2 separate regions of the Mus musculus genome follow, and region 2 is linked to region 1. Evidence: chromatin contacts called from ENCODE Hi-C or POLR2A ChIA-PET data. All regions are on one chromosome and are shown on one strand. The core of a region is the stretch at or near the end of the contact, and the rest is flanking DNA. Distances in the headings are between cores, read along the strand shown. Region 1 holds the start of Raf1 (v-raf-leukemia viral oncogene 1). Region 2 holds the start of Tmcc1 (transmembrane and coiled coil domains 1).

Region 1 (4,881 bases), core at 1,294-3,793:
GTAACAACCTTCTGTCTGAATTTTAACATTAAATAATCAAACATTCATTAATAGACTTCCTAAAAGAGCAATTTGAAGTTAGTCATTGTATTTCCATTAAAAATATTTAGTCCTTCTGCAAATATCAAATTAACTTCCAAAACTGTCATGTAGCTTAATCATCAGAGCATAATTGACTTGAAGCCAAAAGCAGCTGGGTTCCGAGCAGTTGTGATGCAGGTCATTGTTAATCTTTGGATACTTTTTGTCATAAATAAGTAAAAGGTTCTCAGTCTTTTTACTACTGGGCCAAATCCCTTAAAATGCATTCAAATGCCCTTCAGTCAAGCCCTCTACTTCACAGGCACACAAGGTCTTTTCAACTATGGACAAGACCTTCACCAAGCTGCCTGATCGCACTTGAGGGCACAATCACAGCCTTGCAGACCTGAAGATAAGCCTTCAGAACAGAAACATCAGCAGGTTTATTTTTCCAAGTCTCCAGTCTCGGCTAGGTCAAATGTTGCTGCTGGATTTTAAACAGCTTACTTAGCCCTTGAAGTGATAAGAGTAAAACCAAACCAAAAGAACCTCAGTGGTTTTCAGTGGTTCACAGCACCAAAGATTTGGACACTGCTCCTGATGTCTTCACTTCCAAATAGCCACTTCAGCATAAGCCTTAATCGAAGGAGCTATTTTAGAAGAAGAATGTTCACAGGGCTGCAGACGTCTTAACAAAGCTGCAACCTGGGGACTCTGTCCAAAGAAAAGAGTCTACTACATAAATAGGGTTAATTAAAAATACTTTCATGCTACACTTCTTCAGGTGCTTTCTATAATCTGCCAATTTCTGTCTGTTTGGGGAATGTGTTAACCTTAGAAATAGCTGCAAGAGTATCTCCAAATAGGAACCAGTGATCAAGCAAGCACAAAACATTTTCTATCAATTACCAAAACTGGTTAGCAAGACTTAACAAGGTAAATTTTGTTCACTACCATAGCGGGAGGGGAGCAAAGCAGTAACCAGCAAGAACTAAACATTCACAACATGAAGTTAATTAATAAATGAACTAGTTCATTACTATCCATCACACAGACCCTTCACAAGCGATCAATTTTTCCTTTTGAACCCTGACGTCTGTCTTCCTGCACCCCACATTTACTAGCTGCTCCCCCAAATCATCCCAACTCCCGCAGGCTATGCCTCTGAGCCTTGGTGCCAGCTGTTCCCTCCGCCGACAATGTCCTCCCCTCTGCCTCACCTGGCGGAACAGTCCTTCAAACTCCGCGCAGAAGCAAGCAAGGAACCTCAGGGCTTCTCGACTCTGCACCTAACTGTTCTAAATCCCAAGAACACTTGGGAAAACAAGCCTTATCACCTCCGGTTGTTTTCACGCCCCAGGAGCTGAGTCTCCAACGACCCCACAGGACGCATTGCAGGCATTCAGACGTGCCCTGAATTCATTCCCCACTTCTATACACAGACCTGGCCCATTCCCCAGGACCCAGTTACGTCTCAACCGGGAAAGAAGAGATTCGACTGTCCCTCCTAACAAAGAATGAAAACCAGAGGCACACCCTGGGCCCTGGAGAGAGAACAATGAATGAACACGGTCACCTCGTTTGTGTCCCAACTCTGCATCCATGCACCGGCTCTGCAAAAGCCTGGGAGGTTGTCGCTTCACACAAAAGGCAGCCTGGCTCCCGATCGCGAGCATCCCGGGCCACCCATTTGGAAGCCCCAGGCGAGGTCGCAAGCCTTTGAGGCGGGACCCTGACCGGTTTCTCTCGCTGCCTTCCCCGATTCCTCTTGTCTTCCCTAAAAGGGTGTCACTTAAGCGAAGCAGCCCGAGAGGAGGTGCAAGGCCGGGCTCCCCCCACTTCTGCAGCCCGAGAGAAAAAAGAACGAGCCCATCCCAGTGACAACACAGTCACTGGGCAGCTCTGGGAGGATTTTTTTTCCCCCATTGCCAAAATATGAGGAATGCTCGCTGGGCACCGGAGTGGCGCTGGCACGTTTCCGAGAAACACTGGGAAATCTGAGCAGGGGTGTGGAAACTGGCTCGCCGGCCATGACACCCGGCCCGCGCCCGGCCCGCCACCAGGATGACAGCGGCCTGGCCGACCCTGCGCCCCACGGTCGCACCGTCAGCCCTGTGGCCTACCTGAGGGAGCCGGGCAGTGCCGGGTCCCGTCGTGCAGCGGCAGCGGTGGTTGAGAGAACGCGTTGGTTGCGGTCACATTCGGCGTGTCCCCAGCCCGGGGGACGGGGCCCCGGGGAGGCCCCGCATCGCTGCACTAGCGCCCCGCGCCTCAGGGCACGCGCCCCAAAGCTCGGCCAGCTGGCCCGTCCGAGGGCCTGCGGAGAACAACAGAGAAGCCTTCCCGCCTCAAGTCCGCTCGGCTCTAACTCCCGCCATCCAAGATGGCGGCACCAGCACCCGCGAAGAAGACGCTCTCAGGCTATCCCGGGCGAGCTAGCCCTGCGCTCGACACTCGTCTCCACGACCTGCGGCGCCGCCGGGCTCACTGCCTCTGCGCGAGCTCCTGGGCTCGGCAGTCCGCTTAAAACTCGGCTCGGGGATCTATCGCTCGAGCCTGGAATGTGGCCCCGCCTCCGGGGGCGTGGCCTCGCGGTCCTGCGGCCGCCATTTCGGGGTTGACTCCGTGGTAGCAGAGTGACTGTTTCTGGTTGGAGGCCAGTGGTATTGGGCTGCAGCCGCGGTCCGGCCACCCGCGAGGCCCTCAGCGGGCCAGACGCGCCTGGTGACACACGGCACAGGGCTCCAGCTCTGGTGCTTCCTCTCCGAAGTTGACATCCGTGGAGAATGGCGGCCTAGGGGTTTTGTGGGAAAGCCCTCATGCTATGTGAAACCTCAGGTTCCTCATTTGTAGATGGAGTGTTCGCTGTAGTACACCAAGTTGACCAAAAACTAAAAGTATGGTGTTGCACACCTGTAATGCCAGCGCTTGGAAAGTGAGGGCAAGAGGGTCGGGAGTTCACGGTCATATGAGCTGCATGAGACCCTGTCTCAAAAAAGAAAAAAAAATTAAAATTGATGCGACAATATGGCCCACCGTAAACTGAAGCCTGTTGTGCGTCTTCGTACAGCCCCCGTGGAATAGACACCTGGAGGGCAATGTGTATTGTCAATTGTGCTTTTTTTTTTTTTTCCCCTCTTTGAAATAGGTTCTCAATTTTATTTATTTATTGTGGTTTTTCGAGACAGGGTTTCTTTGTCTAACAGCCCTGTCTGTCCTGGAACTCACTTTGTAAACCAGGCTGGCCTCGAGCTCAAAGAGATCGCTCTGCCTCTGCCTCTTGAGTGCTGGGATTAAAAGCATGTGCCAGATTCCCTCTTAATTTGAGGCTGGCCTCAGACTCTGGTTCTCCTACCTCTGTGTAAGTATTTTCCAAGTAGCCATTTGGGGACCCGCAAGGTGACTCAGAGAGTAAAAAGTGTGCAGAGTAAAACCTGATGGAAGAGAGAACAGGCTCCTGAAAGTTATCCTCTGACCTCCATTCGAACCCGGTGCTACGTGCGCAACCTGCAACCGCATTTACAAATACACAGACAAGTTTTTTTTTGTTTTTTTTAAGTAACCATTTATAAGTAAACATCTTTTGGCATTTAGTGCGTTCACAGTATTGTGTAACCACAACTTTGGTTCCAAAACATTTCCATTACTCTGAAATAAAATTACCCACTAAGCAGTTTAGTTTCTCACTAGCTCCCACCCAGAGCAACCACCAATACTCATTTTGCTACTACAGACCTGACTTCTAGATTATCTTGTGTGCGTGGATACTTATAAAGTATGGGGCCCTTTATGATTTAAGTCTTTTCACTTAGCCTGTTTCCGAGTTCATCTGTAACACATGTGTGCTAATACTTCACTCCTCTTTAGAGCTAAACTATTTCATCAGAAGTTTACACCAGATTTTCTGTCTAGGATAACCATGGAAATTTAGGTTCTTTCCATCTTTTGGCTTTTGTATTGGTTACTTTTCTGGTTTCTGTGACAAGATAATGGACAAATGCAGGGTTAAAAAAAAGGGGGGGGGAGGTAGGCCCAAAGGGGAATGGCTAACCACTGGGTAGTGGTTAGGGCACCAGCTGCTCTTGCAGAGGACTTAGGTTCAATTCTCAACACCCACATGGTAGTCACAACCACTCATAACTCCAGGTGCAGAGGATCAAATGCCCTTTCCTGATCTCTGTGTACCAGACACATAGTACACAGATACACATAAATAGATTAAATCATAATAATAAAAGAAAGGAAGGGCTTCTTATTTTGGCTGACAGTTGAAGGACGCAGTCCATCATGGTGGGAAAGCCATGATGGCAGGAGATGGAGGCTGATGGTTGTGTCTCCCCATGGTCAGGACAGAGACTCAGGTCTTAGCTCACTGCTCCTTTGTGTTCCCTTTTCCTGTCTGAGACCCTCTGCCTATGGATTAGTGTCACTTTTAGAATGGGTCTTCTGATAACAACCCAATCTAGACGCTCCCTCAAAGACACACCCAGAAGTGTGTCTCCTAGGCGATGCTGCAGCAGTGGTTCTCAACCTTCCAAAGGCTGTGACCATTTAAAACAGTTCATGTTGTGGTGACCCCGATCATAAAATTAGTTTTGTGGCTATCTCATAACTGTAATTTGGCTACTGTTATGAATGGTTGTGTAAATATCTGTGTTTTTTTAATGATCTTAGATTGCCCATGTGAAAGAAAAGGGGATTGAGACCCACAGGTAGAGAGCCCCTGAAGCTTGTGAAATTGGCAGTCAGTATTCGCCATTACAGTGAGTGGTGGGACTAGAGTGAGTGTTATATGTACTTGCCTTGCTCGTGTTCCTTTTTTGGTTTGGTTTGGACTTGATTTTTGAGACAAGCTCTCAC
Region 2 (4,881 bases), core at 721-3,220, 520 kb after region 1:
TCACTGAGGCAGAAGCCTTGTTCTGTTCCTTTATTATAATCTAAAAAGAATTCTGGGCCAGAGTAAAGGCTCAGTAAATATCTGGTGAATGAGTGAATGGTTCATAAATGTTCTTGGGTTTATGCTTTCTCCTATAGAAAAGGGCTATCATTCCAGTAGAGATGAACCAAACAGTTCAAATTGCTGGTGTTCACCAACTAGTCCAAGACACTGAAACTCCAAGAGGTTTATGCTCATGAAAGACTCAACAACTGAGAGGTGACATAACACTGTCACTGTTTGTGCTTCTGTTTATCTTAAGATGCAAATACTCTGAGAAATCTCATTTCCTATACAGAGTACATGGTACTGATATCCCGTCAAGTCTTTAATAAGCGTCCATAATGACAAGATATCTAGATCATGTGCTAATGAATTTTTAATATCTAGAATTTTCCTATGGGGCTCATCAACTATCTAGTCTGTAAGCAGATGAGAATTCTTTAGAAATTAAAAGGTTACCACCCACAAACCAGAAGCAGCTTTTTAATCTTTCTCTACTAGCCAGAGAGTGGGTGTGTAAGTTCAAAAAACACAACCAATTCTGTTGGTGGAGGGCAAGGTACTGTTGATCTAAAATCCCACCTCTAAGTATCTCTGTTACGAGACACTGATAAAACTACCACCCACTCACAATTTCAGTCTCAATCTGTAAATGAAAGTTGGGGGGTAAGACCCCAGGTCCTGGAGGATTTTATATCTTACCATTTCTATTAAGGTTTTCCTCCAAGCTTTGTGACAATTTCTTTATGCAAATTCTATACACTCAAAGACAAAGGTTTAGTTTAATTTCTAAAATTTAAGATACAGGACAGGGAGAGGAACAAATCAAACTTGTGCTATATTCTAAAGTTGTTACCTGCTTTTTCAATCTTGGGGTTTTTACTGTGTTTGTTTTCTTTCTATTTTTCTTTTTTCCTTAAAAGAAAAGCCAATTTAGGAATTCCAGGGACGCATGTGCACATGGATCTTTTGACAACTATGTCAGGCTATGACAACAACCATTTTAGAAGGGGTGCATGGTAGTCGTTTTTTTTTTTTTTCCAATAAAACCTAAGCCTGGACATTGGTTATGATCTATGAAGACTAAGGTAAAACGTGACACCAGAGCACAGAGAGATATTCTCCAAGAGCTCAAGTGGGCTACCTCCAGAAGCCCCAGCAGCAGATCCAGTAGGGGAACCTCCATCAACGCTGTCCAGGGATGGAGTGGGACAGACACTGAATCACTGGACCAACACCGTCCACACTTTGGCTGAGGCTGAAATCTCAGGTTTTGTAGCGAAATGCATCTCACTGCGGGCCCCCTGCTCTCCACAAAAAGGGTTAATAAAGGGCATCCTAACCACCTAGACTCCCATCTCACCTATTCTTCGCAGGACAGCGGGTTTCCTCCTCCAAGTTAAACCACGAGTTCAAAATCAAAACAAAAGGTGCAAGACTGGTTTCAGGTGGCAAGGGCTGACTTTCGGTGGCCAACTTATGGGTACCGCAGGGCCGGACGAGGGAGGACTCTCAGACCTCGGCTAGCCAGGAGGCCTTGGGCCTGGGCGCGAGTCCTCACACGCCCCTCGCTCAGCTCTGCCCAAAGGAGAGCGGGGGAGAGTGCCCGAGCGGGGGCGGGGGCGGGGGTTGTCCCAATGACAGGCAGAAGGCCCGGAGACGCGGGGTCCGGCCGGAGGCCCGGGGCTTCGGCGCCGCCAGAGCGACCAGAGGTCCGATCCGCGCCAGGCCTCGAGGAGGCCCCGCGACCGCGACGGGCCGCGCTAAAGAGATCGCCCGTCCCCACCCACGGCCTGGGCCAGTCCTACTCACCGGTGGAGAGACGACGGACAGCCGGCGTCTCCGCCAGCGCCGCGGCTCGGTCTCCAGCGCCGGCTCCTGCAGCTGCCGCCGCCGCGCCCGGTCCATCCCCACCCCGACCACCCCCCCCTCCCGGCCCGCCCCCCGCGCCGCCTCAGCCGCTGCCGCCGCCGCCTCCGCCGCCGCTGCCACGGCCCCGGCGCGCGAGCGCGAACCAGCGCGAGGGAACGACAGCTAGAACGAGAACGCGCACCCCGTCGCCACAGCCGCCCACAACCTCCGCCTCCCGCCGACAGCGCATGCGCAAGGCGGTGCCGAGCGGGACCGCGCACGCCGTGGGGGCGTGACCCGACCCAGAGGTGTAGCCACGCCTCAGGCCCACCCCCCCACGCGGGCGCAGGTCAAGTAAGCGGAGGCGCTGCAGGTGGTGCGGCATCCTCCGCCAGAGTTTTTCCTGACCGTTCCTGCAGTTCAGACGCTGAAGCATTTCAGCATCTCGGCTCTTCGACTCCTCGGCTTGTCGTTCTTTAGCCTCTCAACCCCTCGGACCGTGGGCTCTTCAGCTTCTCGGCTCTTCCACCTCTGGACCCCACGTATCCTCAGCCCCTTTCTCTGCTTTTCGGGTGCCCTCAGAGCCTCAGTAACTCAGGCCAGCTGTCCTGCTAAACAGGCTAAAGCTAATTTCTGGGACCCACTCCTCCGAGTCGCACAATTCTCTCTACCTTGACTCCCAGGGCCTTCCAACTAGGGACTGGCTTTAGGTCAATGACAAAACCCCTAGTAGCTCATCTCTTTAATTATCGGGATGTCTCTAACTCAGTCGTCCGTCACTAAGATGGCAAAGCTTCTTCCGGTATTGGAGGATCTGTGAGTGGAAAACGGTAATAAACAGAGTCCATTGGCTCGTGAAGTTTGAAAGCTGATGGAGACCAAATGGGCGAAATGTAGTTGGGGATGATGGAGCTACAGTCCAATTTAACAATCCTTAAGTTGCAAAGAGTGCACTGGGGTGAGGACACGGCCTGGCCAGAAGGGGAGCTAAGGGGCTACTGGTCAGGGTGCTGCAGTCAGGACCTAGACTGCACGTGAAAAGAGGTAGATAAAAAAGGTTTGGGACTTCTGAGAGTTTCAGGAAGCCTTTGAGCTTTTCTTCAGCCGTGGTTGCAGGGCTAGGAACTTGATTATTATGTCTGATTTTAAATTATTATGCAGCCATGTGAAAAGTGGCCTGGGTGAGGGAGGTCATTCAGGAAGCAACTGGCAAGATGGTGAAAGCAAGGACGCAGTGTGCTCATAGAGAAAAACATTGGGAGTAAAATGGATATACATTTTGATAAATTAAAGGAAAGGTGAAGGAGAAGGAGGTGGCAGGGTTGACTCAGATTGGAGGGTGGTGAGGATGAGCTTGCACATGTAAGGGGCAGCATGAATAAAGCCACCAAGGAAAATGATCAGAAAATGAAGGCTAAGCATGTATGCCATTGTAAAAAATAATAATAATAAGCTGATTTTAAAAAATGGGTGATAAACCTAAAGATAAGACTGAAAAGAAAGAAGAAAATACAGAAAAGTCTTTGTATCCCTGAGTTAGGCAAAGATTTATTTTAAAGTCATGAACCATGACATTATTTGATAAGTTAAATTTTATCAAAATTCATGTTGTTTATAAACATTTGAGTAATTAAAAAAGCAAATTACTGATGATAAATGAACTCAGAAGTAGAGTATATCCAATGAAAGTCTTGTCTAGTCTAGGAGATGTAAGGCCTTTTCTTTCAGGGCTGAGGATTGAACTGGCCTGCTAAGTAAGTGCTAAACTACACAGTTACCTCCTCTGCCCGAAATAATAGGACAAACAACCCAATAAAACAGTAGGCAAAAAGCTTTGGTAAGTATTTCACAAGATGTAAAAATGGCCATTAACCAACAAAAGGTAACATTTTACTCATCTAGGGATTTGCAGATTCAAACTACAGTATCCACACTGTCATTTGAGTAGCTAAAATTAAAGACTGGTAACCTACCTGTTATACTTCTCTCCTTAGCCATACTTAATTTTTAAAAGCAAAAGAAAAGAAATAAAAAGCTAAATGTCTTAATGAAGAGACACCAAAACAATTCTTTTTTTTTTTTTTGAAAATGTTAGCATTTAATTAACCTCCGGTGTGGCTTTTAAGCCACCAGAACACAGGCATCTCCAACACCCTTAATCTTCTCCTCAGCTCTTCTGCTGAAGAATTTGGCCTTCACGATGACAGGTTGCTTAGGGAGCTTTCCCTTGCCCAGAACTTTGTAGTAGCCTGATCGAACAACATCAATGATGGGAGCAGCTACAGTCCTGTTTTTTGCTGCATTGACCCGCGTCTGCTCGCTGACCAATGTCCACAGTTTATCCAGGTTGACTGTTGGGCAGAAGCTCTGGTTCCTCTTCAAGTGGTAATGCCTCATACCAACTTTCCCAAAGCAACCTGGGTGATATGTGTCAAAGTTGATCCTGCGGTGATGCCTGCCTCCAGCATTCCCGCGGCCGCCTGGGTGCTTGCGGTGCTTACGGATGCGGCCGTGGCTCACGTGGCCTCGGAGTTTCCGGGTCTTCCTCAGTCCGGATGGCATGGCGGTGGCAGAAAGGGAAAAGGGACCAAAACAATTCTAAGAAAAGAAAGTATTTAATTTAGGTTTGCTTACTGTTTCCAAGGTTTAGTACCCTATCAGCAAAGCAGGTAGCAGACAGACTTCCTCCAATAAGGCCACGCCCACTTCAACAAAGACACCTCTGAATCCTTGCCAAGTAGTGCTGCTAACCCTCAAACATTTCACATGCGCAGTACCATTCAGAAACCACTGTTAGCTTGCGTTGGTGGCATATGCCTTTAATCTCAGCATTAAGAAAGCAGAGGCAAGCAGATCTTAGGGAATTTAAGGCCAGTCTAGTTTACTAGTGAGATTTTGTCTAAAAAAAAAAAAAAAGTATAGTCAAAGTTGACTAACAAATGTTATTTAATAATACTTTCTATAGGAAATAAACATGGAGAGACTAAA

What was found. A loop is a pair of places that touch in the nucleus more often than their neighbours do. ChIA-PET counts read pairs that join two places held with the same protein, here RNA polymerase II (POLR2A).
Region 2: a map of heart shows a loop between it and region 1 (6-fold over the local background). The contact joins the promoter of Tmcc1 here to the promoter of Raf1 in region 1. A Hi-C loop is called at or near these places in 1 of 37 maps with a recorded cell type or tissue (heart). POLR2A ChIA-PET finds 5 or more read pairs at or near these places in 1 of 5 experiments (Patski).

Annotation. Positions count from the first base shown.
Region 1 is chr6:115,674,092-115,678,972 of GRCm38, forward strand. Raf1 (v-raf-leukemia viral oncogene 1) reads right to left here and starts at 2,544. Exons shown (of 17, transcript NM_029780.4): 1 at 2,145-2,544. D830050J10Rik (RIKEN cDNA D830050J10 gene) reads left to right here and starts at 1,877. Exons shown (of 1, transcript NR_152134.1): 1 at 1,877-4,276.
Region 2 is chr6:116,191,404-116,196,284 of GRCm38, forward strand. It overlaps Tmcc1 (transmembrane and coiled coil domains 1), which reads right to left and starts at 1,971. Exons shown (of 6, transcript NM_177412.1): 1 at 1,855-1,971. It also overlaps the pseudogene Gm8213.